Regions from separate parts of the Homo sapiens genome. Here regions 2 and 3 are each linked to region 1. Evidence: chromatin contacts called from ENCODE Hi-C data. All regions are on one chromosome and are shown on one strand. Each heading gives the region's core, a stretch centred on a gene start or an enhancer-like site at or near the end of the contact. The rest is flanking DNA. Distances are from core to core; before and after follow the strand shown.

Region 1 (3,944 bases), core at 1,310-3,809:
TCAGGTGTCACAGACTTTGCCCATTTTTAGCCTCTCCCTCTGCTCTGAACTGCTCCACCAGGAACCCCCAGGGGCAACGAGACTCTGGGGTGAACAGCTGCTGCTGATTTGCCCAAGCCTGGGAGCTGTTGAATCTGCCCAGTGGGGGCAGGGCGGGGCAGCCGCTCTCCCCTTGTATTTCGCTTTGTCATGGGTGGGGAGGTAGGGAAGGAGGTTAGTTTGTATCCCAGTTTTTTATATGGTTTTTAGTAAAATATCCTTTTCTGTTTTTACTAAAAGTACCCTTCCCTCTTCCTTCCACTCCCATAGGTCTCAGATTCTAGTCCAGTGTGGGACTGGTTAGGAGGTAAATGCAGTGAGACATGGAATACTAAATTGCCCCTCCCACAGGCAGATTGACTGGGGGACAGGGGTCCACAGCTCTGTCGGCAACATGAGTTCAGACGTGTTCGAAGTGGGTGCAACTTAAGTTTAAGATGGGTCCTCACCTCCTTGTTCATAGAGCTACAAGAGTGAAGAAGAGGAAAGGATTAATTCATCCTGCAGAATTGAGAAAGAGCTTACAAAAGAAATGTCACTTGGGCCAGGCGTGGTGGCTCATGTCTGTAATCCCAGTACTTTGAGAGGCCAAGGTGGGAAGATCACTTGAGGCCAGGAGTTCGAGACCAGCCCTGGGTAACCCTGCCCCTACAAAAAAAAATAGCTGGGCATGGTGGCACATGACTGTAGTCCCAGCTACTTGGGAGGCTGAGGCAGGAAGATTGCTTGATCCCAGGAGTTCGAGACTGCAGTGAGCTGTGATGGCACCACCGCACTCCAGCCTGGGAAACAGAGTGAGACCTTGTCTTAAACAGAACAAAAGAATTGTCACTTGATCTGGGTTTTAAAGAGGGCTGTCAGATGGGGAAGGGAATTTCAGACAGAGGGAAGAGCAAAAGCGCAAGGCCCTTAGAGTGCTTGTTAGTTCAGACAAAGCTCTTGCTTCAGGGAATTTACACTCCAATGCAGTGAGATCAGCAATAAACAAACATGTGCATCCTGTTAGGCAGTGATAAATGCCAAGAAAAAAAATCAAACAAGGTGATAGGGCGTCTGGGAGTGGCATGGGTGCTATTTTAGGTGGAGAGGCTAAGGCCGGCCTTTCTGCAAATGTGTTTTTTGAGCAGAGACCTGAATGAAGTGAGGAAGTACGCCACGCGGGTAACAAGAGAAGGCCATTTCAGGCAGAGGGAAGAGCCAGAGTGCAAAACTCTGAGAGGAGCAGGCTTGTGTGCTCAAGAAGGCCTATGTATCTGGGGAACAGTGAGAGAAGAGGGCAGTGGGAGGAGAGGGAGCCACCATAGGGCTTTGAGCAGAGGTCATGATCAGTCCATCAGTTTGGAGAAGAGGCTTCTGGAAACATGGGCAGAAACAGAAAGACCAGTTAGGAGGCTTTGCAATGATCCAGGCGAGAGAGGACAGGGTCCTGAGTGAAGGTGATACCAGCAGAGGAGCAAAGGGGTGTTGGAGGATATTGCTGGATTCTGGTTATCTTTTGAAGGTAGAGTCAACGGGATTTGTTGATAGACTAGATAACATTGGAAAGGTAGGTTGTTGCTGAATTGGGAATTGAGACAATTTCTGAACATACCACTTCCCTCTTAAAAATTTCGTGTTAAAGTCCAGACTCATTAGCAGTCATTTATTCATTTGCTTATTCATTCAACACATACTGATTGAATGCCTAGTATGGACCAGGCATTGTGCTAGGTGTTGCAGGTAGACACAAAATTTAAAAGTAGGGCATACTGGCCGGGCGCGGTGGCTCACGCCTGTAATCCCAGCACTTTGGGAGTCCGAGGCGGGCGGATCACGAGGTCAGGAGATCGAGACCATCCTGCCTAACACTGTGAAACCCCGTCTCTACTAAAAATACAAAAAAATTAGCTGGGCGTGGTGGCGGGCGCCTGTAGTCCCAGCTACTCGGGAGGCTGAGGCAGAAGAATGGAGTGAACCCGGGAGGCGGAGCTTTCAGTGAGCTGAGCTCGCGCCACTGCACTCCAGCCAGGGTGACAGAGGGAGACTCTCTCTCTCTCAAAAAAAAAAAAAAAAAAAAGGGCATACTTTCTGCCCTTACAGATCTTCAGTCAGATGGGTGACACAGACAAGTACTTAGGTTATTACAACCCATGTGACAATTGCTACCATGGGGAAATACAGGGGGAAATAGGGGCATATAGGAAAGGTATCTAATTGGAATTGGCAAGGCTCCACTCGTACCTTACCCCGAGGTCAGCTCAGTTTTGAAGTTCACTCTAGCAGTGCTGACCATTGCGGGGCTGTGAGACAGTACAGTCTGAGCTCGGTCATCAGCGGGTGGCCAGCTTTGTCTCTGCCGCTCCGCGGCCCGGGCTTACTCGAAGGTCCCCGGGGAATAGCCTCACCTTTGCCCCACTTCCCAGTCTAGCCCCTAACTTCCCGCCGTCTATTGGCTGCGCAGCCGCCCAATGGGCAGGCGGAAACCGCGGGCTCGTGCTCCCGGCCTAGGGCGTCTTATCTCGTTCGCGCGTCTCGCGAGCATTAGGTGACTGGCTGAGGCGGCGCCAGTTGGCCGGGCACGGGGCTGCTGTAAGGCCGAGGTTGCGGCGGAAGCGGAGACCATGTTCCGAGCGGCGGCTCCGGGGCAGCTCCGGCGGGCGGTGAGTCCGGACTGGGAAGGCGAACCCAGGGACGGCCCCCCGTCAACCCGCCGTCCCTATGGGGTCTTGCAAAGATCACTGGCCCCCTCAGATTCGACCAGCCCTCGCGCCCGCAGGCCGGTCCCCGCCTGGGACTTGGGTCCAAAGTTCTGGGGCCTACCCTGGACTCCCTGCGGAACGCCAGTTCGGGGCAGAAGTCAGAGGTTTGGGGTCAGGGTGACCCCGAATGATGTGAATTTGCGCGTCTGCTGCCCCTTCTTCTGGCCCACTCTCTGCCCTGCCGTTTCCCACCTTTGTCGGTCACTCTGGGCACTTTCGGGCCGCCAGGTCCTCCACACTTGCTCCACACCCGAGGGAGCAAAATGTCACCGGGGAATGCCCTGTTGGGGAAAGTTTCAAACCTAGATTCCTCCCGGAGGCCGGCATTTCTGGAAGAATTAAACACTTTGGGCGCATCGTGGCTACTCCGACCCACTCACTGTCAAGGGCGGGGGTGGGGTGGGGTGGGAGGCTGCGTGGCCAGTTATGGAAGCTGGTTCTGCTTTCTGGTTTATGGAGCAGGGCTGAATTTAGGTGATTGTATTTGTAAAACCTGCGATCCGATTTGACAGCTTTAGCCAGTTTTGAAAGGCAGACGTCTTTTTATATGCTTCAGGCTGACCTGCTTTTAACCAGCAGATTGTAGATTAGGTTAACTGGTGACAGTGGTACATTTTCAGTGTTTCATTAGTGACAAACCACATTTCTCTCTTCTGTTGTGAGAAGGACTGATAGGAAACATATTTTCCTTCTCATGCTGTGGGAAAGGAGTATTTGGAGACTGACCAGTCACAAGTCAAGTAACAATAATTTATATTGTGGATTGTGTAGTTTTCCTAGTTTACATTTAGGTGAAATGAGAAACAAGATTGGTAAACTTGGGTCAGAAACTTACCTGATGGTTTGTACCTTTTCTCCTTTTTTTTTTTTTTTTTTTTTTTCTGGGCATGGATATTTTCCCATCCACTCCTGGGATTTTTCTCTCTGAGGCATAGCTGGAGCTCTTTCTAGATGTCTGTAGACATTAGACTTTTGTTTGTTTGTTTGTTTGTTTGTTTAAGAGACAAGGTCTGGCTCTGTTTCCCATGCTGGAGTGGAGTGCAGTGGCACGATATGGGCTCACTGCAACCGTCGCCTCCCAGGTTCAAGCGATTCTCCCACCTCAGCTTCCCGAGAAGCTGGGATCACAGGTGCGCATCATCACGCCTGGCTAATTTTTTTTTTTTT
Region 2 (3,777 bases), core at 79-2,578, 1.1 Mb before region 1:
ACAATCAAATGTTTCCATTTACAAGCAGGGTTGTAAATCAAGCAGGGTTGGCCTTACCATCTGCCGTGAATTTGCCCCACCTTTTTTTTTTTTTAACTATTTCTTTCACATGTGGTCTTAGACATTCACATTTATCATCTGGTTATTAAAGTCAAACCCAAAATAACAATTTTAGAATTTTAAAAATAATTACAACATGTAGCCTGGTAAACCAAAGTTTTAGTAAAACATTTTAATTTCAACCCCTTTGCATTAAAAATAGGTAGGCTTTCATTGCCAGCTGATAAGAGGTGGTAGTATGGCATGAGGCAGGCAAATAGCACCTATCTAGTAATTATTTAAGTGTCAGTCACTCTTCAGGAACTACAAGAAAAATAACAGGTGTATCTACTTTGTAGGATAGGGGGCAGGTAATTGCAGGATTCCATTCTTATTTCTACCTCCGAATAGTCGACAAAGCTATTATCCAGGTTTATGGACCAGTGTGTTGTATTTATTAGTTGTGAGAAATCTGAGCATATTTATATGCTGAGTGGAAAGAGCCAATGCATTGAGTGCAAAGACTGTATCTTATTAGCACAGTTCCTAACAAGTAGTGGATATTCAAATATTTGTTGAATGAAAGATTTCAATAAGGTACTTTACCCTTATAAAATTTAAGACATGAAGATTTATTTAGCTTGTTCAAGAAAGCTGAAGATATTAAAAATTTTCATTGTTTAAGTCAGAGTTAGTGTAAAACAAAATAAATCTGTAAGGTAACATCCTCATTTTAGGCCAAGCCAAACAAATCATACCACTTTGTAAAAACATGATCACAGACGGGTGCGATGGCTCACACCTGTAATCCCAGCATTTTGGGAGGCCAAGGCAGGCAGATCACCTGAGGTCGAGAGTTCGAGACCAGCCTGACCCACATGGAGAAAGCCCATCTGTACTAAAAATACAAAATTAGCTGGGCGTGGTGGCGCATGCCTGTAATCCCGGGAGGCTGAGGTAGGAGAATCACTTGGGAGGCTGAGGAGCTACTCAGGAGGCTGAGGCAGGAGAATAACTTGAACCTGGGAGGCAGAGGTTCCAGTGAGCCGAGATCATGGTGAGCCAAGATCGTGCCATTGCACTCCAGCCTGGGCAAAAAGAGCGAAACTCTGTCTAAAAAAAAAAAAAACACACACACACACCAAAAAACAAAACAAAACAAAAAAACCACGATTACTGTCTTTCAAGTAGCTCATAACCTGCCCTCCAAGAATAGTCAAGAATTCTAGTTCAGAAGTCACACTGCCTGGATTTGAATTTACCAGCTCAGCCACTTCCTGGCCATGTGACTTTATGTTAGTTTCTTAACTGTGCTTCAGTTTCCTCATTTGTAAAATAAGGATAATACTTGTACTTACTTTATGGGGTTGTGAGGTGAAATTAGAATATATGTCATGCATATATACAAGTGTTCAGTTTTTAACTGTTATTCTAAAAATGCTAAGAGGCTAGTATCTTAAGGTTTTTTATTTTCTCAAAATTGCATATGCTGAGTGTTAAAGGAAAACAAATCCCTCTGTGAACAAGAAAAAACACTGACAGAAAGTATACCACTATACTCATAATGATATGTTGAGACAGTGAGTAATGGGTTTTCTGCTTTTTGCCATCTCCATTTTTTCTTTTATTTGTTGAACAGATTTTTATTAAATGCTTAACTATGCGTCAAACACTGGGCTTTCATGAGCATGTTACTTTCTGAGAGTAAGCAACATTGTGGTTAAGAACATGGATTTGGGACCCAGACTGCCTGGAGCTGAATCTCATCTTTACCACTTGGGAAAATCACTTTCTTTCCTGGTGCCTTAGTTTTCTTATGTGTAAAATGGGGGAAGTGATAGCATCAACCTCAGAGGGTTTTTAATGAGCTCATATTTGAAAAGTACTTAAAATAATGCCTGAAGCATAGTATCATGTGTGTGCTAAATAATATAAAAGATGATAGAAATATTCCATTTAAAAATAAAGATTTTAATTTTCCCAGTACATTTATACTTTCACCCACATTGACAGGAGCACTTTTATTGTTTAAAGTTAGGGTCCCCTCTTAATTTTCAAAGTAGATTCAGTTTTGTTATCGCAAGGGAAGATGCCATGGTACCACTCTTAAATATTTTTGTGTTTGTTTGTTTTTGAGATGGGGTCTCACTCCGTTACTTAGGCTGGAGTGCAGTGGCATGATCATGGCTCACTGCAGACTTGACCTCCCGGGCTCAAACGATCCTCCCACCTAAGCCTCCTGAGTAACTGGGACCACAGGGGCATGCCACCACATCCGGCTAATTTTTAAAATTATTTTTTGGAGACAGTTTCCCTGTGTTGCCCAGGATGATTGCAAACTCCTGGGCTCAGGTGATCCTCCCGCCTCAGCCTCCCAAAGTGCTGTGATTGCAGGCATGAGCCATCACATCCTGCTTCAATTCTTAAATATTTTGGAATAATTAGTTGAATATTTCAAATGCTGAAAAACTGCCTTCTTTCTAGGCGTGCTACAATATTTGTAGATTTTATTTGAGTATGAAGTAGTTTTTTAATTGTGGAGGTTTGTGTGAAAGAAGAGTTAAGGCATTGGAGAAACAGTAGAAAATATCTTCTAATGCCAGTTCTCTACTTCATTTGAAAAACTGTTTCTGCAGCAGTATTCCTAGACTGTTTTTTTTTTTAAATTTTTATTTCATAGGTTTTCAGGGAACAGGTGGTGGTTGGTTACACAGATAAGTTCTTTAGTGGTGATTTCTGAGATTTTTGGTGCACCCATCGCCAAGCAGTGTACGCTGTACCCCATGTGTACCCCTCACCCCCCTCCCACCCTTCCCCCTGTGTCCCCAAAGTCCATTTTATCATTCTTATGCCTATGCATCCTCATAGCTTAGCTCCCACTTAGAAGTGAAAACTTGTAAGTTCTCAGGTTTTCCATTCCTGAGTTACTTCACTTAGAATAATGGTCTCCAATTCCATCCAGGTTGCTGCCACTGCCATTATTTTGTTCTTTTTTATGGCTGAGTAGTATTCCAGGGTGTGTGTGTGTGTGTGTGTGTGTGTGTGTGTGTATGTATATATGTGTATACATGTGTCTATATGTATATATGTGTATATATGTATATATGTGTGTGTATATATGTGTATATATGTATATATGTGTATCTATGCATGTATGTGTATATATGTATATATGTGTGTATATATGTGTATATGTGTACGTGTGTGTATGTGTATATATGTATATGTGTGTATATATGTGTATATATGTGTGTATATGTGTATATATGTGTGTATATATGTATATATGTGTATATATATGTGTATATATATATATATATATCATGCTTTATCTACTCGGGCATTTGAGCTGGCTCCATATTTTTTTGCAATTGCGAATTGTACTGCTATAAACATGCCTGTGCAAATGTCTTGTTCATATGATGACTTCTTTTCCTCTGGGTAGATACTCAGGAGTGGGATTTGCTGGGTCAAATGGTAAATCTACTTTTAGTTCTTTAAGGAATCTCCATACTGTTTTCCATAGTGGTTGTACTAATTTACATTCCCACCAGCAGTGTAAAAAGTGTTCCCTTTCACCACATCCGTGCCAATATCTAATATTTTTTGATTATGGCCATTCTTGCAGGAGTAAGGTGGTATTGCATTGTGGTTTTGATTTGCATTTCCCTGATTAGTGATGTTGAGCATTTTTTCATATGTTTGTTGGCCATTTGTATACCTTCTTTTGAGAATTGT
Region 3 (3,869 bases), core at 753-3,252, 1.2 Mb before region 1:
CCTTGGCCTCCCAAAGTGCTGGGGTTACAGGCGTGAGCCACCGCGCCCGGCCCCGCCCATGTTTTAAGAGGGGGAGCACAGGCGTACATCTTCAGGAGATGAGGGGCCAGAAAGGCCAGAAGACCCTGTCTCTAGCACCCCCTACAGTCAATTCACTGTAGAAGGGCCTGCGGGATAGGGGAGATTGTTGGAGCCATCTTCAAAGTGCAAGCTGCCTTGTGGCTCCTCACCATGGCTGTGATGAAAGCCGCCCCCATTCCCTTCCTTTCCCAGCCCTGCCCCTCAGTACCAAGACACTGTCCCCTGCAGGAAACTTGCCTGGATTGAAAGCTATAGCTCCCACACCTCAGGGGACGGAATCACAACCACAGCCATGACGCGTCCAGGGAACATCTGGCCTCCCTCACTCTTCTCCAGAAATCTGGCCTACCCAGCTCCTTCTGCTCTCTTGGCCACTGACTCATCTGTGCTTCCCAGGGCTCCAGTACTGTCTTACGGAGGACTCTCCTGAGACCTCAGCCCCTTGCAGGACCTGCACCCCTATCTATTCACTGATGATCACCCAGTCAGTGGTTTCAGCCTAAACTTTTCCTAAAGGATCAGGTGCCCTCACCTACCTGCCAGGTGCAGAGGTCTCCCTCTTCCCTTGCACTCAGCACAGCCTGAGCCCAAAGGGCAGCCCCAGCCACCCTGGCACTGAAGCCAGAAGCCCCTCTCTCTAGTGCCCCCTACACAGGCACTTCATCTCCAGGCCCTCCCAGCTAAACTCCCAGGTCAGGTCCCTCCTCTCACCTGGCTCTCACCTGGCTCTCACCTGGCTGCTGGCAATTGCCCCTTCCCTGCGGAGTCCCTTCTCCAAGCAAGCTTTTCTAACATGAAACCCGACCTTGACCTTGCCACTCCCAGCTGAAACCCTTCCAAAGGCTCCCCAAATGTTCAGGACAAAATCCCAGCTCCTTGCCAACACAAGCAGAGCCTTTAACTGCCATTTGAATTCTTCCACTCTCTCTAGCTTCGCTTGTCACTGTTTCCCTCCTCCTCACACCTGTGCTCAGGGCTCCAGTCCCCTGGGCATGCTGCCATCCACTTCCAGGTGTTTGCACAAGCTGCTCCCTAGAATTGGAACACCTCTCATGGCCCTCACCTGGAGAGGGTCTGTTCCTCCTCACAGCGCCATCCAGTAGACTTTTCTGGACAATGGAAATGTTCCATTTCTGCACTATTCGACATGCTGTCCACTAGCCAATTGAAATGTGGCCAGTATGACTGAGGAACTGAATTGTTTATTTGTTTTTTATTTAAATGTAAATGGCCACCTGTGGCTAGTGGCTACCATATTGGATAGTATGCAGCTCCAACATAACACCTCTTCCAGGAAGCCTTCCCTGACCTCCCAAGCCTGGGCCAGATGCTCCCATAATGCTCTGTTCTCCAGGTGTTTATTCACCTGTCTCCCCAGCTGGTCTGTGAGTTCTTTTAGAGGTTATCTCTTGATCATCATGGTATCCCCAGCTCCAGGCTCTTATTAGTGACCAGTAGCTGTGCAGAGTCTATGAATTTTCTGAATCCACATCTAGGCACAGACTGGACCTTCCACGAAGACCAAATCCAAAATAACTCTGCTGAGGATCCGAGTAAATGTGTGTGTGTACACACATGTGCAGTGAATTCACGTGTAGTCATGTGTGCACACCCATTTGACCTTGGCAAGACCCGTGCAGGCCCCCACCCGGCTGGGGACAGTGGTCTCACACACAGATGCTGGCACGCTGGGCTGGACAGGAAGTGAGCCTCTGAATTGGCTTTTGTAAAAATCAAACGCTGTTTTCATTCTTGTTTCTAAGATGCTTCATCTGCATTGCAGATGAATCTTCAGGGAGTTTAAAAAGAAAAGCTTCCAGTTTTCTGTGTGGGACCACCTGCACTCTCAGTTCCACATTCTATAAACAAGCCCTTGCAGGCACAAGGGAAATTTGCCATTTAAATGAGCCTTCACCTCCTAAGTCAAAGGCCCATTTCTTGGTTACGAAGCTCTTGTTAAAGTTTTGATATTGGGTTTTCTTCAGATGGGGCCTCACGCTTCTGTTTCCCCCACTCCTCTCCCCTCCTTTTCTCCTCCTGTCCTGGCTCCTCCCTCCCTCTTAGGACACCACCATACCTCCTGCTCTGTCTGGGATGGGGTCTTCCACCCAACCATGCCAGGGTCTGAGAGAGGAAACAAGCCAGTTTCCTGCCCTCAAGGAGTTCCCACCTTTCTGTTCTGTCCTCAGTTCCCTACGATCTCCTTAAAAAGCAGAACCTTAGAATTACGCACTGGACAAATTCTTAGAGGCCTGATCCAATTTCCCATTGCACAGAGAGAGAGACTGAGGTCTGGGGAATGAACTGGACTTAGCCACACAGAACAGGGGAAAAGAGCCTCAAGCCCTCCATCCTCAGTCTGGGATTCTGGACACCACATCCCCCCACCGCCTACCCCGACTCCCTCTACCCCCATTTCCTCTACCTGGCTGCCACACTGGTGCTCCCTGACTCCCTCCTGGGCACAGACTGGTGACTAACCACCCTCAGCTGTGCCCACGGTCTTCAAGGAGGACTCCTATTTAAGAAATGAGGGGAGACTTCACCCCTTTGCCAGGCAGTCAACAGTTCCCCCCACAGGGATGTAATAATTACCAAGCCAGGCAGCAGGTGCCTCTATTACTGCTATTGTGTTCTGAGTCTCTTAAAATGGCATTGAAAGGGCATGTCAAGATCTTACAGCCTGCAATGGGACCCCCACAGAGGACTGAAAGGCGGCCACTGCAGCAGAGGCAGAAACTGGGTGTCAGGCATATGACTCAGCCAGAGCCTTCCAGAAAGCTGAGGGCAGGGGGTAGGTTGGGGAAGGGCAGGGAGTATGGGCAGCTGGCTCCAGACCCCATTCTGCCACCCACTCTTTCTGTGGACCTGGCTGGCCTAGCCCCTTTCATTCTCCATGCCTCTATTTCCCTCTTTTATTGAGGTTGGGGAGAGGGGAGGAACAGGGCTGCTAATGCCCTATATATGATGTGAAGGGTGGCCAGGGTCATCTTCTCCCTGTAGCAGCCCCCACGCCTGTGAGCCAAACCCCAGTCCACAAAGGCTCCAGCAGCTACAAGGAGACTCTCTTACCCCAAACAGCTCTCCTAGCTTTGTCCCCAAATTAGCCCTCCCCTGCTTGGCCCTACATCCCTTAGACACTTAGGAACTGAAATCATGAATGCTAGTTGAAGCTTAAGAAAGTCGAAAAAGGAGTCAGTGTCTTCAATTGTTTTAATAATGAGGGCATTGAGCAAAGCACTTTCCAGCTCCCATCAGACATCAGGAGGTGGTCTCCCAGCACTAGACCCCTAGTCTCTCCTGCTCCCTCTCTCTCTACACACACACAAACACACACACACACACACGCGCGCACACACACACACACACAGTGTGCCATGACAAGTGAGCTCTGGAAATATGGTGTAGTACCTCCCCCACTTGGTGATTCCCAAAACTGTTTAGCATTTAAAGGCTTTGGGAAGTCCTGCAAGAAAGATTCTGTTTAACTTGCTATTTCCCAAGCTTATGTGAGCATACTTTTTCTCAGGGTAGCACCTTTGAATCAGAAGTTACCTTTGCCTCCTGATAACAGAGATCCAGCCATAGTGGCCTAAACAAACTAGTAGTGTCTTTTACTCTCCCCTGTACAGAGGTCAGCAGCCCAGGGTCGGGATGGTGGCTTCACCATGCCTTCAATGTCTGAAATACCTTCTCTCTCCAGGCTAATCATCCTCAGCACTGCTGTCTATCTTCAGTGTCACCTCATGGTTCATAGTGGCAGCTGGGCTCCATCCTATCTGTATTCC

What was found. Hi-C counts contacts between places; a loop is a spot of excess contacts on that map. Pooled maps may share reads with other maps.
Region 2: a pooled map shows a loop between it and region 1 (2.6-fold over the local background). The contact joins the enhancer-like site here to the promoter of ETFA in region 1. A Hi-C loop is called at or near these places in 2 of 50 pooled maps.
Region 3: a pooled map shows a loop between it and region 1 (4-fold over the local background). The contact joins the enhancer-like site here to the promoter of ETFA in region 1. A Hi-C loop is called at or near these places in 2 of 50 pooled maps.

What each region holds. Positions count from the first base shown.
Region 1 is chr15:76,310,084-76,314,027 of GRCh38, reverse strand. It overlaps ETFA (electron transfer flavoprotein subunit alpha), which reads left to right and starts at 2,559. Exons shown (of 12, transcript NM_000126.4): 1 at 2,559-2,678. The coding sequence starts at 2,640. RefSeq lists a cis regulatory region at 1-375 and enhancers at 1,937-1,986, 2,047-2,096, 2,306-2,806, 2,807-3,307.
Region 2 is chr15:77,407,467-77,411,243 of GRCh38, reverse strand. All of the region lies in intron 1 of PEAK1 (pseudopodium enriched atypical kinase 1), which reads left to right. Among named protein-coding and RNA genes, the nearest start is that of PEAK1, 11 kb to the left of the region's middle. Within about 2 kb of position 1,328, at least 4 of the 41 ENCODE cell types and tissues checked have a DNase peak (open chromatin) inside an H3K27ac peak, as active enhancers do.
Region 3 is chr15:77,536,189-77,540,057 of GRCh38, reverse strand. No RefSeq gene overlaps it. Among named protein-coding and RNA genes, the nearest start is that of LINGO1, 95 kb to the left of the region's middle. RefSeq lists an enhancer at 1,780-1,829. Within about 2 kb of position 2,002, at least 10 of the 41 ENCODE cell types and tissues checked have a DNase peak (open chromatin) inside an H3K27ac peak, as active enhancers do.